Regions from separate parts of the Homo sapiens genome. Here all the other regions are linked to region 3. Evidence: chromatin loops called from intact Hi-C (ENCODE). Cell type or tissue: heart left ventricle. All regions are shown on one strand. Links, peaks and the distances in the headings refer to the core of each region. The heading gives the core; the rest is flanking DNA.

Region 1 (10,332 bases), core at 4,724-7,223, 96 kb before region 3:
CTTCTACAATCAGAGAAAAAGTGAAAATAGTATAAGACAATTCAGCTTAAACACACATACATATGCACACATAGATGCACACGCTTATCTTGACTTGAGACAAGGAAAAACCACCTAACTATATGTTGCTTCTTGGGCCACCTCAATCCCCAAGAAGAGCCTGATACTTGTGTGGTTCCAGTGTGAGTCAGGGTTGAGACATTCCCTTCCCAAATATCAAGCCTCTCCACCAGCTCTCCTCTCATAGTTTCTCTCCTCCCTGCTCTCCTTTGTTAGCCATGTTTGACCCACAATCCTGACTCTGATCACCGGGTGGCACTTACCTCAATATGTAAACATTCTCCTGAAACAGGTATTATCTTGGTAAAAAGAAAGTTTAAAGAAAAAGTTTATTTTTTTTACACACAGGATATGAACCAGTGTGTTCAGTAGAATCCCACTTCTGTTTGAAAAATACATATTCATAGAAAAGGATAGAAGAGTATACAATTGCATTCTTCATTCATTCATTTAATTCAACAAATACTCCTGGGCCACTTGCTATGTTCCTGGTATCATAAGCCAAAATTGATATTTCCATTCTAATCTCTTTTCCAAACTTCAAACACATATCTAACTGCCTACTAGACATTTCTACCTGGATTGAGATAAAAATGAGAAAACTCACTCAAATCCACAAACCAACAAGAATACCATACTCAGCAAGTCTAAATCAATGATGCCCTAAGCCCTGAAAAGCTACTATCTAAATTGGTGGCCGTGTGGTAGAGTGGGAAGAACACAGAATTTGATGCAAACAAATCTGAGTTAGAACACAGGATTTGCCTCCTATTTATCTGCAAAATATTATCCTTCATTTGTAAAAATAATTATTTGTTTAGATTAGTGTTTCGTAATGGGGGAAGGAGTTGTCTCTGGTCCTTTTCTAGGGACCCTGAGCCTGATCCCATCTATGCTGCTTCACCACTCCTGGGAGTTTGCAGTCGTATGCATTGTTTCCTAAGAGCAGGGGGACCCTGGTTAGCAGAGGGCTCTCTCTCCATGGTCCTGGACCCTCAATGCTTTCTGCTCCGGAGTTGGCCAGGCAAGTTGCTGTTTGGACATGTGATAGAGATACCAGCCTTCTGTGTGGACAGGAAGGTGGGGAGAGGCTGTCTTAGTCCATTTTCTGCTGTTATAACAGAATACCTGAGACTGGATAACTTTTTTTTTTTTTTTTTTTTTTTGAGACAGGGTCTCTGTTGCTCAGGCTGGAGTACAGTGGCACCGTCATGGCTCACTGCAGCCTCGACTTCCTGGGCTCAAGCAATCTTCCCACTTCAGCCTCCCAAGTGAGTGGGACTACAGGCACACTCCACCATGCCCAGCTTTTTTTTTTCCTATTTTTTGTAGAGATGGCATCTCACTATGTTGCCTAGGCTGGTATTGAACTCCTGGGCTCAAGCGATCCTTCTGCCTTGGCCTCCTAAAGTGTTGGGATTACAGGCATGAGCCACCGTGCCCAGCTCTAGGATAATTGATAAAGAATAGAAACTTATTATCTTACAGTTTTGGAGGCTGGGAAGTCCAAGATCAAGGCACTGGCATCTGGGATGGGCCTTCCTATTGCATTCTTACACGCAGGAAGGCAGAAGGCAAGAAAGAGGAACTCTGTGTTTTCATGAGGCAGAAGAATGGGAGAGAACCCACTCCTGCAAGCCCTTTTTATGATGGCATTAATCCATTCATGAGAGTACAGCCCTCATGACCTAAAAACCTCCCATTAAGCCCCATATCCCACATCCCCTGTTGCATTGAGGATTAAGTTTCCAGCATATGAATTGTGGGAAACACGTTCAATCATAGCAGAGGCCCAGGGGCTCTGGATGCTGCTGACCCTCCACCACCAATGCCTTAAAAAGCATCTTCACACCAATTCACAGCTTGACTGTCCTGGCTCCCAAGTCGTGAGCTGGGCCTGCAGTGCATGAGGGTTTTCAGATAGGAGGCAACACCACTTTTCTCCTGAGTTGTAGGACCACATGTCTTTGCAAGTTCCCTTTATCTGGGGTCTCCTCTAGTTCAGGGTCTGTGCTGACTCAGACATCAAATATAGTGCACCAGGCAGACACAGAGCTAAAGTCTTTGCAGAACCAACCAAACAGGCCAGGGCACATCAAGGCCCTTCTGGGACTCTGAGCAAGGTGGGTGGGAGAGGGATGGGTGAGGTTTTGTGTGCTGTCTTAATTCTATGTTTGCCCCAGTCTTCTTGGGGGCTACTTCACTGGACTCTGAGAGACGGGTCAGCCCCTTCTGCTTCAACCCCAAGTTACCTGGTCAGATCTGTACAGACATCTGCTTGCTCAAAGACTATCCCAATGAATGTTTCCTGTCAGGACACTTTGGGGCTTTATCTCCTCCCCTACAAAATGTTCCCTAAAAGAGAGAGGGAAAAGGAGGGAAAGGCAAAGTGCTCTGACCTGCAATAGGGCAGTCAGTTCTCCTCCTCCAGGTGTGTCTGTGCAGGGCAGCTTGGCCATTAGCCTAAGAGGGCCCTGTGCCTGCTGTAGGCTGGAGCAGAGAAACAAAAGTCAGACCCACCCCAGAGGGGAATGTGGCCTGAGTGAGCCCTTCCACCTCCTGCCTAAGCACCACCACTCTTAGCGTTAGGGGGATGGATTTATCCTCTCTTATAAAACTAATTCCAGTGAGCCTGGAACCTGATCTCACTCCAGCCAGAATTCCAGTTTTACCAGCACCCATCAGGCTGTCATTGGCCTTGAAGAGTGTTCTGGAGACATGAAGACCTCCTCCAAATGGCATTGTATGGTAAAAATATAAAAACAAAAGAAAGCCAAGGGTACAGGGCTGGCTCAACCGTTTTTTTGAGATCATTACTAAAGGAGAACTTTGAATTTACTTCTGATGCATTTTACTCATATTGAAAGTATGGAATGTAAGGTATTATATAACATCAGTCATGGAAAATACATTTCTATTAAGTTGTCTCTTAGGTTTTAATTTTGTGTAAGGTCTTGCTTTGCTGTAAGAAATCTAAATTTTATGTTATAAAATTTGTATGACTATCTTTAGTTGCTTACTTAAAAATATGCTTGGATGAGGCTTTCACCCTTTTAATTCTGACACAATTATCTGTATTTTCTTCCATTTACATCATAGTTTATTCTCAATAAAATCAGAAGTATACCATATATGCCAGTGGCTGTCCAACTTTTAGTGTGCTAATTTATGAAAAAGCAGATTTACTGGGTCTGGCGTAGAAAACGGGTTTCTGCATTTTTTATAAGGGAAACACTGATATATAAAATATTTAAATAATTTTAATGTTGAATTTCAGTTAACAATCCCTCCTTCACCACGTTCCTTTTGGAATTGCAAATCATAGCTCTAGAGAAGTCAACACAGTAAAGCTTATATAGTCAATCAAAGAGAATCTCAGAATTCATGACTGGGTCATGATTTTTAATCATTATTAACCACTCTGTATCTCTAGCACTAACAGAATCAATAAAACAAAATCTTAGGATTTATAAAGGTAGCTTAGTAGAGAAATCATATCTAATATATATGTTTATGTACATATACATATATAGTACTTTAATGTTGTAGAAAGTAGTTTTGCATGTGTCTTGCTGATATGGAGCAGTGTAGAAGGGGGAATGTCTTAGTTTGAGCCTAAGCATTATCTTCCTCTTTAATTTATACAAGTTGAGCAAGTCAGCTGAATTGGCAAGGCAAGCTTGCCAGAAGCCCCTGAGAGAGAACTCATCTTAAGGCAAGTTAGACAATTAAAATGATAGTTATCCTTGGATATTTGGGAGGGAAGTTCCAATTCTGAGTACACAGCATGGTGTCTGGCTCAATAATTTTGTCTCCTAGCCCAGGACCTAGTGGAATCATGTTTGAGTCAGGTGGAGAAAAGGTGGAATCATGTTTGAGTCCAGTGGAGAAAAGGAAGGTCCTAAATGGAAAAAAAAAAAAAATGGAAGAACTATTTTACTAAGCATTTTTTTTTTTTTTGAGACGGAGTCTTGCTGTCTCCCAGGCTGGAATGCAGTGGCGCGATCTTGGCTCACTGCAAGCTCTGTCCCCCGGGTTCAAGCCATTCTCCTGCCTCAGCCTCCCGAGTGGCTGGGACTACAGGCGCCCGCCACCACACCCGGTTAATTTTTTTTTTGTATTTTTAGTAGGGATGGGGTCTCACCGTGTTCCCCAGGATGGTCTCGATCTCCTGACCTCGTGATCTGCCTGCCTCGGCCTCCCAAAATGCTAGATTACAGGCGTGAGCCACCGCGCCTGGCCTTACTAAGCATTTTTTAAAGACATTGAGGTCTAAGCAGCATTGAGATGGTAGCCTCCTAGCTAAGTGCAATATTAAAGCTGGAAGAAGGGCATTCATATATCTGCAGGAGACACAATTCAGCTTGGGCCCACCAGGGACTCCAGAGCAATCAGTGAGGCTTTGTACCTTAAGCAGTCCAGCACGTCAGCAGGGATGAGAGCCAGTGGAAGGATCAGGACCCAGGAGAAGGAGCAGCTGTGCCTAGCAGATACGGTAGGTATCTGAGAGTACAGCAGGACATGAATAGAATGTGGCACTCACTTGGAATCTCACCGGAATTGTTTGTGAGCACAAGTGAGATCTCCTTTGGGTACCTTCCCTATGTCTGCAGGGAATCTATAGGGGTTGGGGTCCTGCCTGTGCAGGTGGAATAAAGACCCCGAACATAGCTCACACAACCTTTTTCTCATCTGGTCCCACAGTAGCACTGTAAAGCAAGTATTATTCCTATTTAAATGAGAACAAAATGACTATTAAATATAATCCATATCTGGCTAATATTTGTGCCTAAGAGATTCAGAAAAAAACATAGGATTCACTTTTTTTAAAGTTCTGACAAGTATTTATTAAGTGCCACATTGTCGTTATAAGCTGATTGACAGTTTTCTTCAAAATTGTGTGATTTTTTCATTATATATTTTTGCAACACAAGTAAAACGTTTGTCCTGAAAAAATGAGAAATTCAGATAAAACAAAAATTTAAAAAATCACCTATTATCTTACCACACAACCACTGTTATGCCTTTGAAGTCTATACTTTTAGCTTTTTCTTTGCATATTAATATATAAATATACATTTTTTTTACAAAAATGGGATACAATATATACCATTTGAAAATTGCTTTTTTCGTTTCACAATATATAATGTACATCTTTCATGCAAATGTGTAGGGCTCATGACTGAAAGAGGGAAACTTGTAGATTTTAGGGGGAAACCTCAACTTTAAGCGAGTTACATGCTAAACATCTAAAATAAAGCCTCACAAAAAGTTAAAATTCAGAATATGGGAAAAGGCATTAAGAAAATGCAAACAGAAAGTCCAGGTGGCAATGGCAATACTATTAGCAGGCAAAACAGAATTAAAGGCCGAACACATTAAATAGGATAAGGACGGCTCCGTTTTGCCTTCCAGTGCATTATCATCAGTTTGTTTCTTACTCTTTTCATCTCTTCTAGCTCATCTGCTGCCTGTATCATCTCCTCATTGCTTAAATTTCTGCCATGTATGTCCCCTCTAAATTGCGGGCGAGAACGAGCCAACCTTTCTTTAAAGCTTCCTTCTTCAAGCTTATGTTTTCCTACTCCACAAGGAGGCTGCTCCATGGGAGGGCGCCCCTCAAACAGGTCCTTCCTGGAAAGACCCTCCTGCGGAGGGCGCTCCTCCGAGAGGAGCATCTCAGGCAGGAGCTCAGGCAAGAGCTCCTCAGGAAAGAACTCCTCCTCCGAGGACTGCTCCTCCGAAGACTGCTCCTCGGGGGACTGCTTTTCGGGAGAGTGCTCCACCGGAGGCCTCTCCTCATCGGTCTTGGGCGCGCTCTGCGGCTCTTCTTCATTTTCTTTGCGTGGTTTGTCCATGTTGGGAATTTTCTTCTTCAAGCACAGTTATTCTTAGGAGACAAGAAAGGCAGAATAGAGTCAGAATACTAAGCGGCTGGACTAACACCCAGGCCGTGGGTTCCAATACCTGCCTTTTCCTGATTCGGGGGCCAGGTCCTCAACCTTGCGCTTTCCCAGAGGCTCTCCGGCTCTCCCGACTCCGCCGCTTCCCGGTCGCCCCCTCCTTCCCGAAAGCCCACCATTTTCCCAGCAGGCTTTGCTACAGGCCTCGCCCGCAGTGACAGGGGCGGGACAGTGCGGCCTGCAGACTCCATGCCTTTCGGCGTCCACCCTCGCGCCCCAGTCCCGGCCCACTGCGTACCCCTTCCCTGACCTGGACCTTTCCGGGCCGTGTGCTCCTAGTCGTCCTCTCCTCGAGGTGCCCCGCTGTGACCAGCAGACCTGCACACAGACGCAAGACAGGGTAGGGGGCGGGGAGTGGGGAGGAGGGACGGACTGACTGACACCCCCCACCCCCCACTTTCTGGGCACCAGCCACTGCCTGCACGCTCCCCTAGCTCTCGGGTTCTCTTTTCGTCTCAGCCCCTGCGTCAAGCTTCGTCCTCCGTGCTCCCACCTCCCCACCCCGCAAAGCTTGCCATTTCTTTTCAGATGAGAAGTGGAAGCGAAGCATTTTTAGAAACTATTTCCAAATGTCTGTACCCCCCTCCCGGGGGACGGGGGAGGTACTCGCCTCCCCACCCCGCCCCAAAGACCACCATATTTTGCACAGAAATGTGGGCGCGGGGGGCGGGGCTGGAGCTTAGGGAAAGGCCTGGACTCCGCCATCCCGATTCTGTCAACCCCATTCCCCGGGTTACTAGGCAGCGCCGACACTCACACCGATTTAAGAGGGTAGAGGGAACTTACTTCTTCTGCTTTCCCTCTCGACCAAAGGGTAATAGGGAGATGGTGGACAGGCAAAAAAAAGACCGGGACGAGAGGGACTTGGGCACATAGAGGCTCCTGGTCACGTGAGGGACGCGCGTCACTGCCGAACTCAGATCCCCAGTTACCACTTTGATCTGCGGCCCTGCCGCAGCCACCTGCTAGTGCCTGCTAGTGTTCTCTGACCCGAGACACACCAGGCATTGTCACTCACCTCTCTTTGTATTTGCCTTTTCCTGGTTGCCAGAGACGGTCCGCATCTAGTCTCGGGTAGTATTGCCTCTTCCTCTGTGCTACTTCCCCTAGTACCACCTCTTTCTCCCCTCCTCCCTTCCTTAGCCACCAAGGCCCCTTATTTCCCCTGCAGTTCAGATCCTGCACTGACGTTTGACTGTTCACCTTCATAAATCAGTATTATATCCTTATATCCCAACACTCTCAGTTTTAATCCACATCCGTATCTCCATCATGTCCATTTAGGCTCATTCAGCATGTTTCATCTCTTGTCACTTTCATGGGAGACAATCTTTCACTTTTTCTTGACATCACATTTTGTTTTTTTGAGCCCCCAGATCTAAATTGGTAATCATTCAGTTCGAGACCTGTAGAAAGAGTTGAGTTTGTAAAGTTTGTAGATCTAAAAAGAATGAATACTTTGATTTTCATAAATCAAATACGTATTTGTCCATCTAAGTACAAACAGTCCAGAACACTTATTATCTGAAATGGGATAGTCCTTGGTGGAGAGCTTGGCATTATTCTCTCTATGTGTGTATATATATACACACATATATATGCGTGTATATATATACACGCATATATATGCATGTATACACACTGAATAGATTATAAAATATATTTATATACATGTGTACATATATATAAATTATTCAGTAGTTATTCATAATAGAATAAATAGATTTTACTGGGACTCTCAATCCTTAACCAGCCACCTCTTGGTGCTTCTGGTTGAGGAAGTTTATATTAATTCACTAAATCAACAAATATTTGAGTTCTGGGACTGCTGGACCCCAAAAGATAGATGCAGCAGGGAGGGCATTCCATATTAAACTATGCAATAATTCTGTTGACCACATACTGAATAGCAGGACTACAATTATGCTAGCATTTTCAATTGTCATTGCAATATGTATTTTTTTTTATCTAACAGTATTTTATGATCTTTAACCTTATGCCTGCCTCTCATCTACTCACATCAGCCTGGATGCTACTTTCTTATGCAGATGCTCTTTCCCCTACAGAGCATACTACTTCCCTTCCCTCTGTGTTTTACACTTTCAGGGTAGATGACCATCTGATCTGTGAGGATCCTGGGATTTTGTTTTAAAGCCAGGCTGTTTAGTAAGTTTCTGAACAGAAATTCATGTGAAATTTCCCCTTTTAAGAACTGTTTGTTGCTTTTCTCTGATATCTGATTAACTTTGTGTTGAGATAGCATTTAGACAAATATTAGTTTACCTTCATATCTTTTTTATAACTGTTTTACTTTCCAATTTCTCTGTGAGATGTGTCTTTAAAACCAAGTTTCACTATGCCTTCTTATTTTTTCATCAAGGGTTGGTTTCTCATTTGTATAGTTTCTTTCCTAGAGAAGTCCCATTTCATTCATTTCTATCCTTATTCTTCTTAAATCCTGTGATGGAGAACTCACTGCCTTATAAGATATCTCACTGAAATCTCAGAAAGTTCTAATCATTCAGAGTTTTAAAATTAATTAATTAATTGATTTTTGCTTCTGTTGAGTTAAAATCTGCCTCCCAGTAGTTTACACACATTGGTCCTGGCTCTGCCCTGTGGAGTGGTACAGAACAGGTATAAAATAATAAAAGTACCTTTCATCCTTGACAGCTTAAAATTGCCACAGCTTCTATTCTGGTTCTTTCCCCTTCCATTCTGTGAGACACACTAGGCAATCTACTCAATCTTCTGTGACTCAGCTTCCTCATCTACAACATTGGAGACAATAATAGTACCTACCTCATAGAATTGTAAGAGGAATAACTGAGTCAATGAGTCAACCTATGTAAAGGATCTGGAATAGAGCCTAGCACATAGAAAGCACTCTATAAGCATTAACTATAATAATAGTAATAATAATAGTATGACACAGTGCTAACAATACTACTAATTAACATCCTTTTAATATTAAGATTAATTGTGTACTTTATGCCAGGCATTGCACTAAGTATTTTCAATATGCCATCTCACATAATCCTTAAAGAATTATGTTCTCACCAAGACTTTTTTGGGGGGTTTAACCTCCCCAGTTATTTCAGCCATTTCTGATGTGACATATTTTTTCAAAGTCATTCATTATTCTACACATTCCTGAATGTGTAAATGTCTCTGAAAACACTGAATATACTGCCTAGTGCAGAATGGAGTGATCTTACCACCTCCTTCATTTTAGAATAGGTGCTATACATCTATGGATGCATCCTAAAATTATAGTAGATTTTGTGAATGCCATATCACACAATTGAATCCAGTTTAAGTTGCAGTCAACTAGACCCCTCCCTTATTTCATACTTCAAGCTGTTAATCCACTTCTGTAAATCTTTTTAGTTTTAACTCAAGTATAGAAGCTTCTAATTTTTTCTGGGTTAAATTTTGTCTCATTAGATTCACTCCCTCAATCTTTGAATCCAGATTCTATCATTCTGTATATTAGCTGCAAATCATTAATTTAAAGCATGCCACTAGTACTAAATAGGGTGATAAAGTCAGCAAACTCGGGAAAGATCTATAGGTATCTCAGCAGAGAGTTCTGACTCCAAGTGAAAAAAATTTCTTTTCCTTATTGCATGTGAAACCAGGAGTATGCCCTGCCGAGCTAGTTCCCTTCCTCTCATCTCTCATGTGGCTTCTCAGATTGCTTGCTTTCTAGTGCTGCTAATAGAAGACACTATAGTCCCTGAAAGCTCCTGCACCGGTATAAATTAAACTTTGATGAGAACTTAGTAAATATGGAGGGCAGATAAGGAGGTGTGAGGAAATAGAAGCAGGAGAGGAGGAATGAAGACCGAGTCTCCATGTGGGCTCTAAGTCTGCCCAGCAGTAGCTGATCTCGGGTTCCCTTAAGAGAAAGGACTCTCAAGAGGGAATAAGGTAAAGGTGATTCTGCTACCAAATGACAATCATTTGTTACAAAGAAGTGTGATCTGCTACTTGTTTGTGTAGGGTTGGGGTTGGGGTGGGGCTGTCCTTCTGATGGATTTGATTTGATACCCTTGATTTAGGGTCCTATGAGGGTATATTGCTTGGTCCATTATTACTAATGAGTGTTTGTTTTGAAACCCATTTCAAAAGTGTGACAACTGAGCTCTGGGAGGTGACAAATTGTTCCCATGGAAACACAGATGATAGTAAGTAGCTGAGATGGGATTTAAAACCTAAGGCTAGGTGCAGTGGCTCACGCCTGTAATCCCAACACTTTGGGAGGCCATGATGGGAGAATAGCTTGAGCCCAGGAATTCAAGACCAG
Region 2 (10,332 bases), core at 4,715-7,214, 600 kb before region 3:
AGAGTAACAAGATTTAATATTGTAGTTGCCTATGCTGACGAGCCTTTGAGGAACTCTCACTAATCATTTTCAGCCAATTATCTCGAGTTGTTTATAAAAAACGATTTCTACTTTGCTTTGGTTATGTGAATGTTTGCCTCAGTATATCTTATTTGAGGTGTTTAACATATGACACGTGGCTAGCGTTAGTGTTGAAACTGTGAAGACGTTTAGCTGTTCAATCTTCCTTGGTAATAGTACTTAGTTATCAGAGATTGAAAAGACATTTGCTCATCTCTGTCTCATTGTGTGAGAGGAAAACACAGTGTTATTTCCAATGACATGTATGGAAGTTTCATTCTTTTAATCTGGCAGAAACTGGTTCAGTTTTTTTTGAAACAGGGTCTCACTGTGTTGACAGTTGGAGTGCAACAGTGAGATCATGGCTCACTGCAGCCTCAACTCCCAGGCTCAAACAATCCTCCCACCTCAGCCTCCCAAATAGCTGGGACTACAGGAGACTGCCACCATGCCCAGCTAATTTTTGTGTTTTTTGTACAGACAGGGTTTAACCATGTTGCCCAGGCTGATCCTGAACCTTTTTCTTTTAAAAGACTAGTCAAGCATAGTAGTGAGAAGGCTGGTTCACTTTTAAAGTCTCCATATGTGGCCACATTTTAGATTTTATATACATCAATAGTTTTTGCTGGGTAACCTATTCTATCTGTAGGTAAGAATGGAAGTCCTAGGACTGGGTGTGGTGGCTCACACCTGTAATCCCAGCAATTTGGGAGGCCAAGGCAGGTGGGTCGCTTGAGCCCAGTAGTTGGAGACCAGCCTGGGCAACATGGTGAAACCCTGTCTCTACAGAAAATTCAAAAATTAGCCAGGCGTGGTGGTGCATGCCTGTGGTCCCAGCTACTCGGGAGGCTGAGGTGGGAGGATCGCTTGAGCTGAGGCGGTGGAGACTGCAGTGAGCTATGATCACTCCAGCCTGGGTGACAGAGTGAGACTCTATCTGGAAAAAAAGAGTAGTAGAAGTCCTTGTACTGTTGGAATTGTTTAATCAGTGAGCATTCAGAGATATTGGTTATAAATGTTGAGTATGGCTACCAACTGACCACATGGTTATGGGCCAAGGTACAAAATGTCTGAGTCACTTGTTTTATTGTAAAAATTCATGTGAATGTCTAAGGTTTTGAAGATTTACACCTGTGTTTTCTAGGAGTTTTACATTTTTCTTTCCTATGCCTTTGTTTTGTTTTCAGGTAAGTTTGGCATGTGGTGTAAAGTAGGAGCCCAGCTTTGTTTTCCAGGCGCATATCCAGTTGTCCCAGCAGCTGGATTTCACAGCTTACTGCGATTGCGAGGCTTCTGGTTTTCAAGGCTATCACTGAGCAAAAGAGAGGGGGATGTGAATAGGGCAAGTTAAAAGGCCACAAAGATCAGTGTTCTTGCTAAGATTCAGTTGTTTTCTTGAATAAATGCTCCTTAGATCGCTGCAAGCTTTTGGGTAATTTCCAGAATATTGAAAAACTTGATTTTAACAATTTTTGCCAATATTCTCTTTGCTGATTTGAGGAGCAGATTTTTTGGAGGTTCTTACTCTGCCATTCTGAAAATGCCTACTCATAAGTTTCTGTTTTGCCTGGGGCATAATCAGATCTCCGTATGAAATAATAATTTTGATATATGTGTATATTTGGGTCAGAACTTCTTAGCGGTGGGCAGGATTTGGACTGACCAAAAAAAATGCTTAAGGTGGCCTTCTCCTGTCTCTTCAGGACTCTAAAAGACTGTCCTGGGTGGAGGCTGGGCTGTGTTCACAAGCAGGCCAGTGGGTGAGAACTATGGGCAGCCAGTGAGACCATGTCATTTTTGTCCCTGCCAGACTGTTTCTGTGCTCATAGACATATGAAAACATCTGGAGATACGTTTGAGCTCATTTTTTTCCCCAGAGATGGACTTCCAATTTCCTCTACTGTTTATGGTATTCCCCAGAAAATTTGTTAGACTTGGACCTCTCCTTTAGAATGAATTTGGGAGAGACCAATGTTAAAGGGGGTAATTGGAGAGACCAGGGAAGGCTTCTTGCAGGAGCTATGAGTTTTAACCTAGTTCTACAGAGTGAGCAAGAGGTGATTAGTTGAAGAAAATAGGTGGTAAGAAGTAGTTCAATTTAACACAAGCCATGGAGATTATATGTAATTAAATCCCCTCACTGAACCAATGCAAGAATAAAAGCCAGGCTTATCCCTGGGAGAAAGCCAGAAACTATGCTGTGATACACACACACACACACACACACACACACGGAATCCTGTCTCTACAAAAAAGACAAAAATTATCAGGGTGTGGTGGCACATGCCTGTAGTCCCAGCTGCTTGGGAGGCTGAGGTGGGAAGATTGCTTCTTGAGCTTGGGAGGTCCAGGTGGCACTGAGCCTTGATCCCACTACTACACTCCAGCCTGGGGAACAGAGTGAGACTCTGTCTCAAAATAAATAAATAAATAAGGAGGGGAGGCTGTATATCATAGTCATAAAAAATTCAAGACCTGATGTCAGACAACTTAAGTTCAAATGCCAGATCTTCTGCTTATTGGCTGTGTGACCCTGGGAAACTTACTTTATCTCTTTGGTCCTATTATATTTGTAAAATGGGAATATCTACCTGCTTCACAGGTTTGGTGAGAAGTTTAAATGAGAGAATGCATCAATAGTGCAAAGCACAATGTCTTGCATAGAGTGTTTACTAAAAGCCACATTTTATTTTATTTATTTTTATTTTATTTATCTGTTTATTTATGTATTTATTTATTTATTGAGACAGAGTCTTGCTCTGTCGCCAGGCTGGAGTGCAGTGGCACAATCTCGGCTCACTGCAACCTCCGCCTCCTGGGTTCAAGCAGTTCTCCTGCCTCAGTCTCCCTAGTAGCTGGGAGTACAGGCACACACCACCACACCCAGCTAATTTTTGTATTTTTAGTAGAGATGGGGTTTTGCCATGTTGGCCAGGATGGTCTCGATCTCTTGACCTTGTGATCTGCCCGCCTTGGCCTCTCAAAGTGCTGGGATTACAGGCATGAGCCACTGCACCCAGCCTATCTTTATTTTTTTGAGATGGAGTTTCTCACTCTGTTGTCTAGGCTGGAGTGCAGTGGTGCAATCTTGGCTCACTGCAACCTCCACCTCCCAGGTTCTAGCAATTCTCCTACCTCAGCCTCGCAAGTAGCTGGGATTACAGGCATGTGCCACCACGCCCAGCTAATTTTGTAGTTTTAGTAGAGACAGGGTTTCACCATGTTGGACAGGCTGGTGTTGAACTCCTGGCCTCAAGTGATTCACTGGGCTCAGTCTCCCAGAGTGCTGGGATTACAGGCGTGAGCCACTGCGCCTAGCCAATTTTTATTTTTGAGACAGGGTCTTACTCTGTCAGCCAGGCTGGAGTGCAGTGGTACCATTTCAGCTCACTGCAACTGATAGGGAAGGGGAAAGGGAAGTACTGGGAAGGGAAGAGCATGATCCCTTTAAATGATATGGAAGGAGGGAAGAGTGTGGTCCCTGGCTAGGCCTCTACCCCCGGGCCTATGCCCATGGACCTGGGTGAGGACAGGCATTTTTGTTTTCCTGCCCAAATGTTGCATTTCCCAAGACCACCCTGGCCTGCCATACCACCATCCTGTGCCTATAAAAACCCCGAGACGCTAGCAGGCAGACACACATGTGGCTGGGCATTGAGAGGAGCACATCAGTGGAGGAACACACAGGTGGCTGGATGTGGAGAGGAACGCATCGACAGTTACCAGCACGCCGGCAGGCCATTGAGCGGCAGAACGACACGGAGTTTGGCTAGGGCAGTCAGAAAAAACCTGGGCCGCAAGCAGCCTGACTCCAGAGGAAAACCATCTCCCTTCTGGTTCCCCCGTCTACTGAGAGCTACTTCCACTTAATAAAATCTTGAACTCATTCTCCAAGCCCACGTGTGATCTGATTCCTCCAGTACACCAAGGCAAGAACTCCAGGATACAGAAAGCTCTCTGTCCTTGCAATAAGGCAGGGGTCGAATTGAGCTAACACAAGCTGCCTACAGGCAGCTAAACTAAAAGAACACCCTGTAACACACGCCCACTGGGGCTTCAGCTGTAAACATTCACCCCTAGACACTGCCGTGGGGCTCCCAGCCCATCTGTATGCTCCCATAGAGGTTTGAGCAGTGGGGCACTGAAGAAGTGAGCTACACCCCCCATTGCACACCCTGCAAGGGGTACGAGAGAACTTTTCCTTTTTCACAACCTCTGCCTCCTGGGCTTAAGTGATCCTAACATCTCAGCCTCCCCAGTAACTGGAAGTACGGGCACGTCACCATGCCTGGCTAAATTTTGTTTTTTTTTTGTAGAGACGCCGTCTCCCTGTTACTCAGGCTGGTCTCAAACTCCTGGCCTCAAGCAATCTTCCTGCCTCAGCCTCCCAAAGTGCTGGGATTACAGGCGTGAACCACTATGCTGGCTGGTGGGCAGCCACATGTTAAATCTCTGAGTCTAGCCATAAATCCAAATATCAAATGCACAAAGCCTAAAAACCGTGTGAGTGTGGTCAAAATAGAAACTTTTTGAATGCGTTCTGAAATTTATTTCTGTTCTGTTCACTTTTAGAATTTGGTAGCATCTTGAAAATGCCAACTTGTCTCCATCATGTTAGGAAGAATCATATGGAGTGTTTTGTTTTTTTTGGTCTATATTTGAGACAGAACATCTGTGAACAAAAGGTCTCTGAAAAGGAGACTGGAAGAAAGAGACTTCCAGTGAACAGTTGCAAACCCAGGAGTCACAGCCTCCAGTGTAAAACAAAAGTACATTTATAACGAAGGATTGAAGCATGGTTAGTTCTGATTGGTCAATGCAGCTGAGTTCTGGTTGGTCCATATAGCATAGCCCTGATTGGTCAACACAGCTGAGCTCTGATTGGCTGAGGAAGATGAGCTCTGATTGGTTGGTTCAGGGAAGCACTGAAAGTCTGAAAGATAAAAGAGTGCAGGTTTTCAGGGAACTCAGAGTATGTGTGTGACCCCTAGTCGGCAAATGGCTCGTTGGCTTTATTTTACATTTAGGCCCAGTGAGCTGCTCAAGATCCATCTTGAAGGATTGGCTTTTTCAGGTTTATGTTTGTTCACACATGAAAGGAGGAGCACTCACTTTGGGGCTTGGGGGGTGCAGGGCTACAGTAGAGGCAGGGATCAAGCAGAGCGTATCTCCAGGGGTTAGGTGAGATTCAGAGGGATGGAGTCAAGTTCCTGATCAGCTAAACCTCCTACTAGGAGATTCTACTACCTGAACTTTTATCTCCTTGAATTTGGGAGGTACAAGGTTTTTATTTATTGAATCATCAAACATGCATTGAGGCGGGGGTTACAGTAGTTTGTTTGTTTGTTTGCTTGTTTTTAACTATTGCATGAGTTCTGGACCCAGGGCAGGCTTGAATCTGAGCTCTAGCATTTCCTGGCTGTGTGACTATGGACAATTTACCCAACCTTTCTGTTCCTCTTTTGCTTCATCTGTAACACGAGGATAATCATATTATCTACCTCACTGAGTTGTGAGCATTAAATGGGATAATACAGATACAGTATTCAGTGCTCAACAAATATTAAATATTATAATAATTATTTTATAGTGGTTGGAAATATGGCTATTTTAATTCTCTGTGTACATGTTTAATTCTTTACATGGTCAACTGGTTTTGTTCATCATTGTTTCTCCTCTGCCTGTCTGTTCTAGGTACGACACTTACAAATTTGTTGGGTGCATGAATGAATGCGTACAGGTAAACATTTATAATACAATGAGAGGTGCTATAATAGAGCTTGAGTACAAGACACTTTGCAGGACATGGAGAAGGATATGATTAACTTTGAGCAGTTCCGAAACAGTTCACTGAGCGAGGCTGTTCCCTTCTAGAATTTTCACAGTGCAGTGGGCTGTCAGAGCAAACTGCACTGGGGAATTAAGTAAAGGGATGCTAGATAGCCACCAGGTGGCGATATTGCAGAAGGATTCAAGTAGCGGAGGAAAGGAGCAGCCCTCTTCCAGCCAGGAGTCCATGTTCCTGTCCACGTCAGATTTTTTCTCCTGTCCACGAAAGTTCAAGCTGTGATTTCTTTCCCTTTGTTCTGATGGTCTTGGAGCACTGCCGTTCCTGCCCAAGGCTGTTTTGGAGCTGCCTAGTGCTCCAGCCATTCTGTCATTACCAGACAGAGGACAGAAATGATGCTGTTTCCAGTTCTTCAGTTGTTGGGCTTCTAATTCTTACATCACTGACCTGCCGTTTCCTCTGCTATGCCTCCCATGATGGAGTTAAAGGGGTGAGGGGAGAAGCAAAACTGACATCTTTTGAGACTTCCGGCACTATGTCAGACATATATACATATATAATATGTATGCATATTATATACATATATAATGTGTATGCATATTGTATACATATATAATGTGTGTGTTATATGTAACATAAATACATAATTATATATTTTGATATGTGAGTTGTGAGCCATTTTATATAGTGGGAAGCTGAGGCTCAGAGAAGGGCATCTTTTCAGTATTCAAATAAAATTCTCTAGTTAATCAAAGTTGGTATCAGATATTGGAGATACAAAGATTAGGAAGATGTGGTTCCTACCCCTAAGTCTTGTGCTCCTGTAATACTCTGTGGGTGTGTCTATCACAGGACTTATTGCATCATGTTATTAGTGGTTATTTATATGTCTGTCTTCTCAGATAGATGGTAAATTCCTTAAAAGGCAGCAGCCATTTCAAGCATTCCTCATACTTAGCATAGGCTCCAGTACATAGTAGATATTTAACTACTGTGAGGCACAGAATAATTGTGTCTGATTGAGCAGTGGGAACTAGTGAAGAGTTTCAAGCAGGGCAGTGACATGATGAGTTTTTCGCTGGAGGTGGGTAACAGGTTGCCCATTGGATTGGAGCAGTGAGTGGAGGCAGGCAGGGAGGTGACTGTGGCAGAGTCTGTGCTAGAGGGGATTTAGGCCAGAACGAGGGCAATGGCAGTGAGTATGGAGAGAAGACAGGTTGGAGAGTTATTGAGGACATGAATTAGGATTTGGTCGTTTCTTAGATGTGGAGATCGAAGAATTCCAGGCTTGGGTGATGGTGGTGCCAGCAACAGGTTCAGAGTAAAGAGGGGAAGTGGGTTTGGGGTGGGAAACACGAGTTCGGTTTTGGACATGCTGAGGTTGAGGTGTCTATTCAGGGGGTGTGATATATCAGGATGTGTGAAACCAAAACTCAGGAAAGAGGTTAGGAGTGAAAATCTGGGGATCATGAAGCTGTCGGTGGAGCTTAGAAGCTTGCCAGGGGATGCCATCACTCAGGGGCAGGACATGCAGTGAAACAGGAAGTGGGCTAAGGATGGAACCTGGGAACCTTGACACAGATGGGCTGAAGAATGAGAAACCCATGAGAAAGATGGAAAAAGAATAGCCAGGGAGATTGGAAGCAAACCAGGAGGGTGTGGTGCCACAGCAGCCAAGGGAGGAAAGAGTTCAGGAGGGAGGGAACACGGGAGTGGTTAGTACTTTAGAGGCAGGTAGGAAGTTGAAGGTAGAGAGTAATTCAGTGTGGCTGGGCTTTGGGGCATCATGGAGGAGTGGCAGGAGATGAGCCCAGAAAGTCCATTCGGGCTCTTATGCAAGGAACCTTGGTCACCAGGCTAAGGAGTTAAGGCTTTATTTTGTAGGAAAGGAAGAATCATTGAAGGGTTTCCAATAGGAGTAACATGGTCAGATCAAGGTGTTTCAGAAAGGTCAGGCTGAGGCAATGTGGAGGACGCTGTGGAGGAGGCAGTGACTCATTGAAGTGATGGAAAGTGGCTTTTGGGCTGTGAAAGAAGGCACAGTCTTCCAAGATCTTTAGTAGGTAAAATTGAGACGCCTTGAAAATGGTAGTTAACACTCATTGAGCACTGTTCTAAGTGCTTACGTGAATGATCTTAATTCTCACAACCCACCTATGAGGTACATTAACATCATTTTATGCCTAAGGAAACAGGAACAGAGAGATAAAGTAATATGCTGAACAGAACTAGTAAGTGGCAGAGCCTAGATTCAAACTCAGGTGGTTTGGCTCTAACCCACACTCTTAACTTCAGTGTTGTTTTGCCTTGATTAGATGTGGGGAGTGAGGGGGTTGTCAGTTAGCATCAGGTTCAGCTGTGAGTTATTAGCCATCCAAAATAACTTATGGACTTTCTGTCCTATCGTCTCCACCGTGTGACACTTGTCCTCTGGTCATTGCATTTATGTTTCAAGCAGTAAAATACTGGGTAGGGGGAAGGGGAGAACAGATGTTGGGGAACAACAGAAGTCTCTGCTGTAAGAGAAATCCCAGGACACTGACATTTGCGTGGAGGATGATATTGCCACACATTGAAGTGGCAACCACAGGAAACCTGTTAGACCTTTATCATTTGACAGTTTCTTTTCCCAGAATCCTTCCTTTGCCTTGGAAATGAACCCCTCTGTGACTCTGGTGTGCTGCTCCTCTCCTGTCTAGCCATTCAGTGCTCATGAGAGCTTCCAATCATAGTACCTGTCTCCCTGGCCACAGTTGATTCGATTGGTTGAGGTGTGGCATGTGGTCTAGGTCAGGACAATCAGAATGTTTTTCTTCAATTTTTAAAAATTTAATTGAGGGAAAATATTGCCTCTTGGTTTTGTGGCACAGCTAGGAGATGTGTGGCCAGAAGCTGCTGGTGGCCCTTTTTACAGCCACGGGGAGGAAACTTGTTTCAGAGAATGAAGTGAACTTACAGGAGGAGCAATTGAAAGATTCCTGTTCATGTTCGAGTCTCTGATTGTACTTGTCCTTGAGGCTCATCTACTTATGATTATGTGAAACTTCGGGTAAATTGACTCTGTGGCCCAAATGGTGTTTCTATTACTTGGAATCAGTAAAGTCCTAATTAAATCTGTGTTCAAATAGGTAATTCTGGAATCAATGCAGATGTGTTTAGGGTTTCTGTGTGTGCTGGGGGTCATAGTAAATAGTAACCAGAAGCAGGGAGGCAATTTTTGAGACTGTTTTAATGGTCTACATGAAAAACAATAAGAATCTGAACTAAGACAGTGTCGGTGGGTGCTGTAGGTCCTGGCCAGGCTTGCCACTCCCAGTCTCTTCTACCTTCTAGACTGTGAACCAGCCACCCACCTCTATAGGGTGCTCATCTTTACATGGTTGCAGTACAGCTGGTAACTATTCATTATGAGCATATTTTCCTCTGTGTCCTTGGGAATCATTATAATAGCTGGTTAAAAATTCCTGTCTGCTAATTCTAACATGTCAGTCATCTCAGGGTCAGTCTTCATTGATTGCCTTTTTTCTTTGGTATAGGTTACATTTTTCTGTTTCCCATAGGAAACGTGTTCAATCATTTTGACTTTTCTCAAAACAATGTTCAGTCATTTTGACTTGTCTCCTGGCTATTGCAGAGGACATGTTCTAGAGAATCTGGATTCCATTATATCCCTCTGAAAAGTATTGACATTTTTGTTTCAGCAGCATTTAACTTGACTAAACTCAAATTCCATGCTCTGTCTCCCTCATGGCAGGCAGCAACTGAAGTCTCTAGTCAGTTCTTTTAGCCTTATACAGACTGTTTGGAGACTGTCCCATGAATGCATAATTCAGAGGTCAGCCAGTGATTTGGTAGAGTTTATACACAGAATTCAGGGCTCTGCCTATCTGGCTCTCTCCATTCCAAGATTTTATCCCCACAGTTTTCAGCTGCTGTGGAAACTCTGAACTCTGTCCTCTTGTCTTCAAGTCAGTAAGGTTCACCCATCAGGGAATTGATTGGGGCCTACCCTGTGGTTCAAAGTCTTAAAAATGGGAATCTCATTTAGTTCTGATCTCTTCTTTTAAATGTAGATTCTCCTCCAGTTTCTGCCTGCCTTGGGTTGCTTGTCAATACTTGCAGGTAATTAAAAAAAAATTTTGTCCAGGGTGTATAGTTGTTACATCTGAAGGAGGATGGATTTGATAGGAGCTATTTGGTCATTTACTAGAAGCCAGAATCTGTCTGGTCACTGTGATGTAACCTGTGGTGTGTGTAGCCACGATGTGCTGGCAATGTATTAAGAAATTATACACAATCTGGATGTGAGATCCAGATGATGAGGCTTGATAAAGGCAGTTTTTATAATCACACTAAATGCAATTGATGTTTCAGGACGGCATGTTCAGGGGCATAAGGAGCTTGATTAGCCAGTAAGCCCCCAGTTGGGGCTTCCCAGGAACTGAAGTAACCTCACCCTAGAGGTTACCGAAAGGCAACATGCC
Region 3 (10,332 bases), core at 4,845-7,344:
CTTCAATTCCTTTAAACTTAAGTACATTCAAAAACTAATGTAAAGGAGCTCTCTAATCTCAGATGTAACCTTGAAGTTGCCCACGTATTTATTTCCCTACTACCATCTCATTATGGAGTTAATGAGACACCTCCATTGGAATACTATGGGCTTTGAGTGCAATGCAGATTTAGTTATTAGTAATTAAAAGTGGGAAAACTGTGTGAAAGAAATGCTCATAACTCTTGGACTTTTACCTCTCAGGGAGGCAGCAGGCAGCTGAAATTCTGGCGTGCTGTGGCTGGATAATGCATGATCTGAGGACCCCTATACTGATGACTGTGGATGGGGCCACATTTTTTTCTGCAAATATATTCATATACTGAGCAGTCAGGAGCAGCCCTTAGGCAAATACCACACCTTGCTTCTCTGCTGTGATTGATATCTGAGCTCACCAGGTGAGTTCAAAAACATGCCCATGTTCCCAGCATTGGGAACTGGGTCTGCTGAAAGGCCTGATGTTGGCCAGCTTTTATGAGATTATGAAGCACCCAAGAATGTAGAGAACATTCTGTTTCTAAAACTTTGAACTCAAGGCATATCAGAGAGAGATTTGCCTTCCTTATATGGATGTCTGTGTTCTCATTAGGAGAGAAACAATGAAAAATAACTTTTCACAATGCCTGCCTTAGCCTTGAGGCTTAGCCAGCCCCCATTTCTGTGTCTCAGCATTTAAAGGGCCATTGAAGTCCCACTCCTTGCTATATACTCTCAAGAGGTTTTCTCATTAACCCCTCAGGACAGCTCTGTAAGGATGGTATGGTCAGTCCAATTTCACAGATAATCAGGCTCAGACTCACAGAGTCTAAACCACCTAAAGTGGCAGGACTGGAATGAGGTTCCATCTCTCACCCTCCCTAGAGGACCCTGAGCAGCCTCCCTTTTAAAAGATGGGCATCCAGGGATTGAGAAACGGTCAGATTCCATTGCCCTGCTATTATGGCCTCATGCATCCTCACTCCACAGCCCCTCTGGGTGAGGAAGAAGACAGAGAGATGATATCCTGCCCCTTGTGCTGAGAGACCTGGTTGTTAGGCCGCATGAATTGGCTGATCCCTGAAGTGGTGAGTGGGCTCAGTCAGAAGCTCAGGTGTTGGCCTTGGGACGGGTGAGCAGGAGAGAAGGAAAGTAACATGCACTGAACTACTGAAAGCAAATGCACTCTATATTTCATCTCCTTTAATCTTTTTGTTTTTGTCTGTTTTGGTAGAAACAGTGTCTCACTATGTTGCCCAGGCTTGTCTTGAATTCCTGACCTCAAGTGATCCTCCCACATCAGCCTTCCAAAGTGCTGGGATTACAGGCATGTACCACCTCACCTGGCCTCCTTGAATCTTAATTGCTATCCAAGGTACCCATTATTCAGATGAGGGTGCTGCCTTTAGGGGAGTTTTTGTGAATCGAGGAGAAAACTTTATCTCCTGACCAGCTGCTAACTCTGGAATACTCTAAAGTTTTATCATTTTCTCTTGATGCCTCCAGGTCTCTGAATGCTCTAATCTCCCTCCTGGCTGACAGTACGGGCTCCCCAGGTATTTTCCAAAGTTTTTTCTTTTTAAATTATGACATGTATAATTTTTTAAGTCTCATTATGGAAATTTAAAATGCTTTCCAAATGAAAAATAAAAAACCAGTAACAATTGTATTAAGGGAGAAAACATTTTCAAACTACATCTCAGATATTGGGTTGGTGTCTGTGATTTGTGAAACATAGTAACAAAATGATTGGCAACAATTTCAACAGATAATTCAAATAAGTATATATGTGAACAATAAATATTAGAAAACACAGAAACCACAAGAACTAATGAGATGCAAATATTTTAAAATCCTGAGAATTTATAATAATTGGAAACAACAAGATACAAAAGATGAGGACGTGATTGCACATTTGGAACAGACAATATGTGTGTGTTTGTGTGTGCGCGTGTGTGTGTGAATGTGTTCATGTGCACCTCACAGGAGCACATCTGGAGAGTATGCACCATCCTAGGGACAGTAGACCCCTTGGAATCAAAGGGTGGGAGTTGGACCAGTGAGAGTGCAGATTAATTTCAATTTATGAATGTACTCATATATTGTTTAAAATTCAGTATTTGGGAATACAAATATTTTGATAAAAATTTGAACACAAGATAGTTTTGAACTGATTGTCAAAGATAATATGCACATATTTTCATTAATTTGAAAAAGAATTCATTGTGTTATATTATGAAAGAAATAAAAAATTTAATTGAATCTGTGTGTGTGTGTGTGTCCTCTAGCTCTGTCACCCCATATACACACTCACAGATGTAGCATTATCTTTAATTCAGATGGGAGCTGCAACCAATCTGAGTTTTATATATCCTAGAACATGATGAATACAAGGAGACTGCTATCATTAGATCAATAATTCAAAAAAACCTCTGGCTGATATAGTGAAGCTAACTTCCAACCTCAATCCCTCTCCCTTCCCTGCTGAGCCTCTGGTCTGACTCTCAATGCTGCAATCCTGTCTTTGGCTACCAGGAGGCATCACAGCTATCTCCATGTCTTTTGTTCTTTTATTAATGAAAAGGGAGTACATTTTGCTAAGAGTAACAAATGTTATGAAGTGATTTGTTTACTCTGACACCAGTTCTATTTGGAAAATTCACATATTAAAGCAGGTCCATTTGCTGTTGACCCCAAATCTACATCATATTCATTAATTTATCTCTTCCCTCCACGGTGTAGGTTGAGGTGTCCATAAAGTGGATAGGTTCCTCCCAGAGAGCAGGGTGTTGCATTCTTCATTACTGCACCCCTGTACAGGCTTCCCAGGCCTTCTCCCAACCCCTCTCAGTCATCTTCTCTCCTGGACACTATGAACAAGCTGCCCAGGTCCTATATCAGTGACCCATCCACTCTCAGCCACCTCCTGCCTGCCCTGCACTGACCAATGACGACTGGTGACTGCCAAGATGCACTAGAGCTACCTGGTGTTTCATGGCATGGATTTCCTGGAGCATATGTTTTTACAGTCTTGTTTTTTACCCCTATCATTTTTTTTTCCTTCTGAGTATGGGGAAGTGGATTTGGGTCTGCTCAGAGGCATGATGCTGAACAGCTTTTATGAGATTAGAAAACACCCAAGAATGTAGAGAACATTCTGTCTCTAAAACTTTGAACTCAAGGCATATCAGAGAGAGATTTGCTTTCCTTATATGGATGTCTGTGTTCTCATTAGGAGAGAAACAATGAAAAATAACTTTTTACAATGCCTGCCTTAGCCCTGAGGCTCAGCCAGCCCCCACTTCTGTGTCTCAGCATTTAAAGGGCCATTGAAGTCCCACTCCATGCTATATATTCTCCACAGGTTTTCTCATTAACCCCTCAGGACAGCTCTGTAAGGATGGTATGGTCAGTCCCATTTCACAGATGACTAACTCAGGCTCACAGAGTCTAAGTCATCTCCCCAGGTAAGTGGCAGGATTGGAATGAGGTTCCATCCTTCGCCCTCCCTAGAGGACCCTGGGCAGCTTCCCTTCTAGAAGATGGGCTTCCAGGGCTTGAAAAATGGCCAAATTCCACTCCCCTGCTATTGTGGCCCCACGGGTCCTCCACTCCACAACCCCTCTGGGTGATGAAGATGACAGAGGAGATGAAATCTTGTCCTTTGTACCAAGAGACCTGGGTGTAGGGCCACATGAGTTGGCTGATCCCTGAGGTGGCGAGTGGGCTCAGGCAGAAGCTCAGGTGTTGGCCTTGGGAGAGGAGAGCTGGAGGGAAGGAAAGTAACATGCACTGAACTACTGTAAGCCAATGCACTTTATATTTTATCTGCTTTAATCTTTTTTTTTTTCTTTTTTTGGTAGAGACAAGGTCTTGCTATGTTGCCCAGGCTTGTCTTGAATTCCTGGCCTCAAGAGATCCTCCCTCCATGGTATCCCAAAGCACTGGGATTACAGGCATGAACCACCTTAACTAGCCTCCTTTAATCTTAACTGCTATCCAAGGTACCCATTATTATGACCATTATTCAGATCAGGGTGCTGCCTTTAGGGGAGTTTTTGCAATCCAGGAGAAACTTTGTTATCTCCTGACCAGCAGCTAACTCTGGAATACTCTAAAGATTTATCATTTTCTCTTGATGCCTCCAGGTTTCTGAATGCTCTAATCTCCCTCCAGGCTGACAGTACGTGCTCCCCAGGTGTTTTGGAATGTTTTTTGTTTTTCAATTATGACATGTATAATTATTAAGTCCCATTATGGAAATTTAAAACATTTTCCAAGTGAAAGATAAAAACCCAGTAACCATTGTATTAAAACAGGGGAGAAAACATTTTCAAACTACGTCTCAGATGTTGGGTTGGTGTCTGTGATTTGTGAAACATACTCATTAACAAAACAATTGGCAATGATTTCAACAGAAAATTCAAATAAGTATATACATGGACAATAAACATATTAAATATGCAAAAACCACAAGAACTAATAAGATGCAAATATTTTAAAATCCTGATAAATTATAATAAGTGGAAATGACAAGATGAGAACTGTGATTGCACTTTTGGAGAAGACAATGTGTGTGTGTGGGGGGGGGTGGTGAACGCGTTTATGTGCATCTCACAGGGACACGTCTGGAGAGTATGTGCCATCCTAGGGACAGCAGACCTTTTGGGGTCAGGGGGCAGGAGTCAGGTCTGTGAGAGATGCAGGATAAAATTCCTATTTTTGAGTATAATTTTGCATATTTTTTGAAACTTTATATTAAGGAGAAGAGTATTTTGATAAAAACTTGAACACAAAAAATCCTTATGAAGAGACTGACAAAAGAATTGTATACATGTATTCACTAATTTGTGAAAACATTCAATGTATTCGATTTTATAGTGAAACAAAATAGATAAAAATCGAATTGACTGTGTTTCTACATGTGTGTGTGTTTGTATCTGTGTCTCCTCCAGCTAAATTACTCCAAATACACACTGACAGGTACAGTTTTACCTTCAATTTAGAGGTTGGTGGTCTAGAACTAATCTTGCTTTTAGATATACAGGAAAATGAAAGATACAGGGAGATTGCTACCATTAGGTGAATAATTCCAGAAAACTTTGGCTGATACTGAAGTTTTCAGCCAAGCTCCTAACCTCCATCTGTCCCTCCCAGTTGATGAACCCCCTAGTCTGAAACTCTCAGAGCTGCAATCCTGACTCTGGCCCGACGTGATATCTAACTCCATTATTATTTTCCTTTTTCTAATGAAAAAGAGTACATTTTTCAAAGAGTGGCAAATGTCTTGGAATTGTTTGTTTACTGTAAGTTTTCTTTGGAAAATTCACATGTATATTAAAGCAGGTCCATTTGCTGTTGACCCTAAATCCACATCTCATTCATTGATTTATTTCTTCCTTTGTTAGTGCAGTTTGAGGTGTCCATACTGTAGAGTGGTCCCTCCCAGGGTGTAGGTTGTTCACTCTCCATTACCCCACACCTGAACAGGCTTCCCAGACCTCCTCTCAGGCATGCCCTCTCCGGGACGCTATGGACACAGCCGTCCAGACCCCATTCCAGTGCCCCCATTCTCTTCCACTCACCTCCCGCTGCCCTGGTTTGCGCTACACCAGCCTGCTAAGGACTGCCAAGGCTCGCTCCTCGTACGTGGTGTTTCATTGTATAGACGCCATGGAGTACATGTTTTTGCAGTGTTCTTTTACACCTATCAATTTTTTTCTGGAAGAATTAGAATCATTCTGTCCATAGGTTCATAGACTGGGTTTTAGTGGAGGGTATTTTATTTTTTCGCTCATTGCGTAAACGTCTTTGTAGAGGTTTGATTATGAAGGTACGTTGGTGCCCCCTCGTGACAGAAGCCTGAACTGCAGCTTTTACGTCTGAGCAGGAAGGTGGGAAGGAGCAGTTTGGCCCAAGCCCACTCTATGGAGTTTTCTGGAAGTCTGGATGGAAAATGGAGCAATTCCAGGCTAAAAGAATATTTATGGCCTCCAAACAAAGTGCAGCCTCTCACTATGCTGAGGAGAAGGCTTTATGTGGGAGCAAGAAAAATATTATTTTTATTTGTATGCTTTGAGTCCTCTGCAAAAATAGCTGTAGATGGATATGAGCAAAAATGGATCCTGGCTACTTATGATCTTTGTAACCTGCCTTTGACTTTATTATGACAATTTTTCCATGAAAATACATGTCTACCATAACATTTTAAATTACTTTACAACATAATTTTAGTTTTTATTTTTGCCATCAACTGGATGTTTCATCTTATGGATGGTACCACATTTATTTCACTTTGAGATAAAAATGTAGTTCCTTTACCATGTTTTATTATAAACAGTAGCAAACATAACATCCTTGCTCACATATATGCAAATGTATTTGTAAGAATTTCTTTATGAGATTGTCAAAATGCTCTTTTATTATGAAATCTATAAAGTTTTATATTAACACAATACATGATAACATTATTACTCATATATATTCCTACTAATATGGTATGAAAGTGTCTGCTCACACACTGGAAATAATGTTGATTATTGATAACTGGTTAGGCAAGAAATCATCTCTCATCATTGTTTTCATTATAACTTATTTTTACTGCCTCCTAGAATTCCATCCTATGGATGTGACATAATCAATTTTCACAACCCTATGTTATTCAGAGTGTCCTGATATTTCCTTTAATCTACACTGGCATCTTTTCAAGGTCTGTGCTCTGCTGAAGGGCACAGTTCCTGTGGCTGTTTGCACTGAGCTGAATGTGTCCTCTTGGAACACAGCAAACTGTCTTAGAAAAATTCTAGTATTGTGATAATAGAACCCAATTAGCGCATGAATGTGGGGGAGTGTGTGTGAATGTGTGCAAGTGTGTGTGTGCTGACAACCACACTTGCCTCTGCTTCCTTCTGCCTCTTCATGGTTTTGCATCCTGTTTGGTCTCCCTTTCTAAATTCAGGTCTAGCAGTGAAGAGAGGGTATTGTTAGGATGGCAGTCCTTATAACCAGACCCTTATCAACATCCTTCACTACATCCTGAAGTTAAACTTTTAAAAAGGAAATTGTTGGTGCTTAGTGTATGCACCTATGTAACCTTTTGATAAGTATTGTCATGCTGACACCCAGAATGTTGTGCCATTTAGGCTCCCCAAAGTGGAACAATGTGAAAAAGTTTGGAGAGGGGTGAGGAAAGTAATAATGCTGGCATCCTGTCACAGAGGGAAGGCCCGGGACCCTGTTGTGGTCCCACTCTCAAGCCATCCCAACATTTGGAAGACATGAAAATGATCAGACCTGAATTAGACTTCAGGTAGCATGTGGGGTGGGGGAAAGGTCATTGGAGGAACACAGGACGTAGAGTCAGGGCTGGGATACAGCTACAGCTTTATGTACATTCGTGTTTATATAAGACATGTGCATCAAGGCCTTTTTATGAAAAATTTTGGTCATTCCTGTGGTACAATAGAAGCCTTGGCCAATATTTTTTAAACAAATTTCTTGCAATATTATTTATAGACAATGGAACCCATTCATTTTAAGGTTGGTGATTTTTATTAAATGTATAGAGTTGTACAACCATCACCATAATTGAGTTTCAGAAATTTCAATTGTCCCCAAAACTCCCATTGTGCTTCAATGCAGTTAAACCTGCACCTATCCTCAGCTCTTGGAACCACAGTTATGCTTTGTGTGTCTGTGGATTTGTTCATCCTGGACATTCATATAAATGGAATCATGCCGTATTTGGTCTTTTGCATCTTTCACTTAGCATGATGTTTTTAGGGTTCATGTGTATTGTAGCATGTAGCAGAATTCATTCATTTTTTAAAGGCTGAATAATATTCTATTCTAAGGATATACCACATTTTGTTTATCCATCTGTCTATTGATGGTCATTTAGATGATTTCTGCTTTTTGCCTGTTATGAGTGATGATGTTATATACGTTTATGTACGAGTTTTTATGTAGACATAGGTTTTCATTTTTCTTGGCTATGTACCTAGGATTGGGATTTCTGGGTCATATGGTAAATCTCTGTTTATTCATCTGAGGAACTGCCAGACGACTTTCATAACCCTGACAGTCTTGAGGAGTACAGGCTCAGTCTGTTGCTTCTCTTGTGATTTGACTGTGGTTACAGATTTTGAGAAGGAATACCACTAGTTCCGGTGCCCTTCTTGTCGCATCATATCTGGGAGTATACGATGCCTGCATGATGTCACTGGTGATGTTAACCTTCATCATTTGGTTAAGGATGGTGTTTGTCATGTTTCTCCAGTGTACAGTAACTATTTTTCCTGTATCGAGAGAGCATATGGAGAGAAGAAGGAAAACACATGTTTCTAATTTCACTGTGAGTCACTGTCATTTCTATGTGGTGGAATGAGCACCCTGCTGGGCCTGGGGGAAGGGAAGAAAGCGGTTCTACCATCTCCATCCAACTGAGTCATGGACCCCATGAGTGGAGTTTGGGGTACAGGGATGAAGTCATCACTCACCCCATTTCTTACTGTTTCATAGTTTTTCCTACCTCCTATTTTCCCCCCACCCTGTTGTATATGACAGAAATATGTTTCCTTTGCGCTCCTGAGGGGCTTGATGAAAACCTTATACTATGTCTGCTGGACAGGACACTGGAGCAAGAGATACTGGAGATCTCTCTGCATCCTGGCACCAAACCCAAACCAGTAACTCTGGGACATTCTTGACTGAGGGGTAAGTCACTTCTCCTGCTAGCCTCCCTTAGAAAGTGCATATTTCTGTTATGTGGGAGCTTCATTGCTGTGTGGTAGAGTAATGGTGAGGCACACAGAAGCAGGTAGAGATGGAGTGCCTGGTGGGTGAGCCAACACCCAGGGCACAGGCTCCAAGACTTGTGCTGCCTGATTCACCCTTCTCATGGTCTGGGTCTTCCCATCTTTCGGTCGTCTCTCAGAGTACCTTGGATTCCTGTTACATCCCATACTGTCACAAAGAGCAGGGGACAAATGGGGTGGGGAAAGGAGCAAAGACAGAGAGAGGTAGAGGTGATCCCTGGAGGGCCTGCTGTTTTCTGTTCTCTTCGCTGTTCTTTCTTGTTCCACATGTTTCTTTATTTCACCCCACAGTTAACCTCAGAAACCTGGTAATCCATATGATCCCACAGCTATGCCTCATGGCCCAAAGGGCAGGATTTCATCTCCACCGTCCTTTTCTTCAACGTGAAGGGCTGTTGAGTGAGTACCCTTAGGGCACAATACTGGGGAAGTGTAAAATTATCATCTTCCAAATGGGAAGCTGCTGGGGGTGGGGGGCAAGAGATGGAACCTCATTGCCATTCTGCCACTTATCTGTAGAGGATCTTAGTCTCTGTGAGCCAGAGCTTGATAATCTGTGAGATGGGACTCACCATATTTTCTTCACACTGCTCTCCTGATGGGTAAATGGAATAAACTATATATTTTTATACTACTATCTTAGTCCGTTTAGTATTGTTAAAAAGGAATATCTGAGGCTGCATAACTTATAAAGAAAAAAAACAAAACAAAACATAATAAAATTGTTATGTGGCTAACAATTTTGATGGTTGGAAAGTTCAAGATTAGGCATCTGCTTCTGATGAGGTTCTCAGGAAGCTACCACTCACGACGGAAGGCCAAGGGGAGCTGGCTTGTGCAGAGATCATATGGCAGGAGAGGGGAAAGAGATGGGAGGTGCTGGGCTCTTTTCAACAACAAGCTCTTGTGGGAACTAATAGAGCAAGCACTCACTCATCACAGCAAGGTTGGCACCAAGACTTTCATGAAGGATCTACCCCCATGACCCAAACACTTCCTGTTAGGCTCCACCTCCAACACTGGGGACCAAATTTCAACATGAGGTTTGGAGGAGACAAACATCCAAACCGTAGCAAACACTTATTGAAATTTTTTCTTCTAAAAATATTGTTTCTGAGATGTCTCTAATAAGGTGACTTTGGGGCTGTTTTGATATTTTGGCCATGCTGCCATGACCATTCTTGCACCCGTGCCAGAGACTCTCTGCAGTGCAGACCTGAGAGGGCAGCAGTTGATGGGGCTATGCTTGCTTCTCTCATATATGTTGCCGAGTATATCTGCAAATATACTCTGTACCGTTTTGTCCTCCTGCAGCAGTGTATAGGATTTTTATGACTCCACAATTTCAATGTAAACAGGACACAGCATAGATACAAACTCACTTTTCAGGTTTTCTCATCAAACTCTAGAATTATTCCAGGACATATTCTGAGGCATAAAGTAGGACTGTTATGTTTGTGTTTAGAAATGCACATGTGAAATATGCCATTTATGTGGATAT

Evidence for each region. A loop is a pair of places that touch in the nucleus more often than their neighbours do. Peaks named below come from ENCODE experiments on the same cell type or tissue, not always from the same donor. Only the 100,000 strongest peaks of a DNase experiment are listed, where the experiment ranks them.
Region 1: it touches region 3 in a loop (4-fold over the local background); 43 of 110 quality-filtered maps call a loop at or near these places.
Region 2: a loop joins it to region 3, with 4 times the contacts of the local background. A loop is called at or near these places in 9 of 110 quality-filtered maps.

The regions. Positions count from the first base shown.
Region 1 is chrX:103,625,503-103,635,834 of GRCh38, reverse strand. It overlaps TCEAL1 (transcription elongation factor A like 1), which reads right to left and starts at 6,860. Exons shown (of 3, transcript NM_004780.3): 1 at 6,810-6,860; 2 at 6,262-6,341; 3 at 4,882-5,950. The coding sequence starts at 5,918. The coding sequence ends at 5,439. RefSeq lists enhancers at 5,906-5,975, 6,046-6,095, 6,000-6,294, 7,166-7,235. In heart left ventricle, for the core only: a CTCF peak has its summit at 5,694 (motif pointing right); DNase peaks (open chromatin) are centred at 5,704, 6,184 and 6,944; H3K4me3 peaks cover 2,096 bases; H3K27ac peaks cover 1,806 bases.
Region 2 is chrX:104,132,284-104,142,615 of GRCh38, reverse strand. All of the region lies in intron 1 of SLC25A53 (solute carrier family 25 member 53), which reads left to right. Among named protein-coding and RNA genes, the nearest start is that of SLC25A53, 20 kb to the left of the region's middle. In heart left ventricle, for the core only: a CTCF peak has its summit at 6,003 (motif pointing right); no DNase peak of the experiment used is centred there; H3K4me3 peaks cover 805 bases; H3K27ac peaks cover 262 bases.
Region 3 is chrX:103,529,146-103,539,477 of GRCh38, reverse strand. LINC02589 (long intergenic non-protein coding RNA 2589) reads left to right here. Exons shown (of 6, transcript NR_131237.1): 2 at 244-437; 3 at 1,250-1,342; 4 at 1,522-1,571; 5 at 8,294-8,368; 6 at 8,581-8,711. Among named protein-coding and RNA genes, the nearest start is that of RAB40A, 15 kb to the right of the region's middle. RefSeq lists an enhancer at 5,742-5,811. In heart left ventricle, for the core only: a CTCF peak has its summit at 5,864 (motif pointing left); a DNase peak (open chromatin) is centred at 5,847; H3K4me3 peaks cover 648 bases.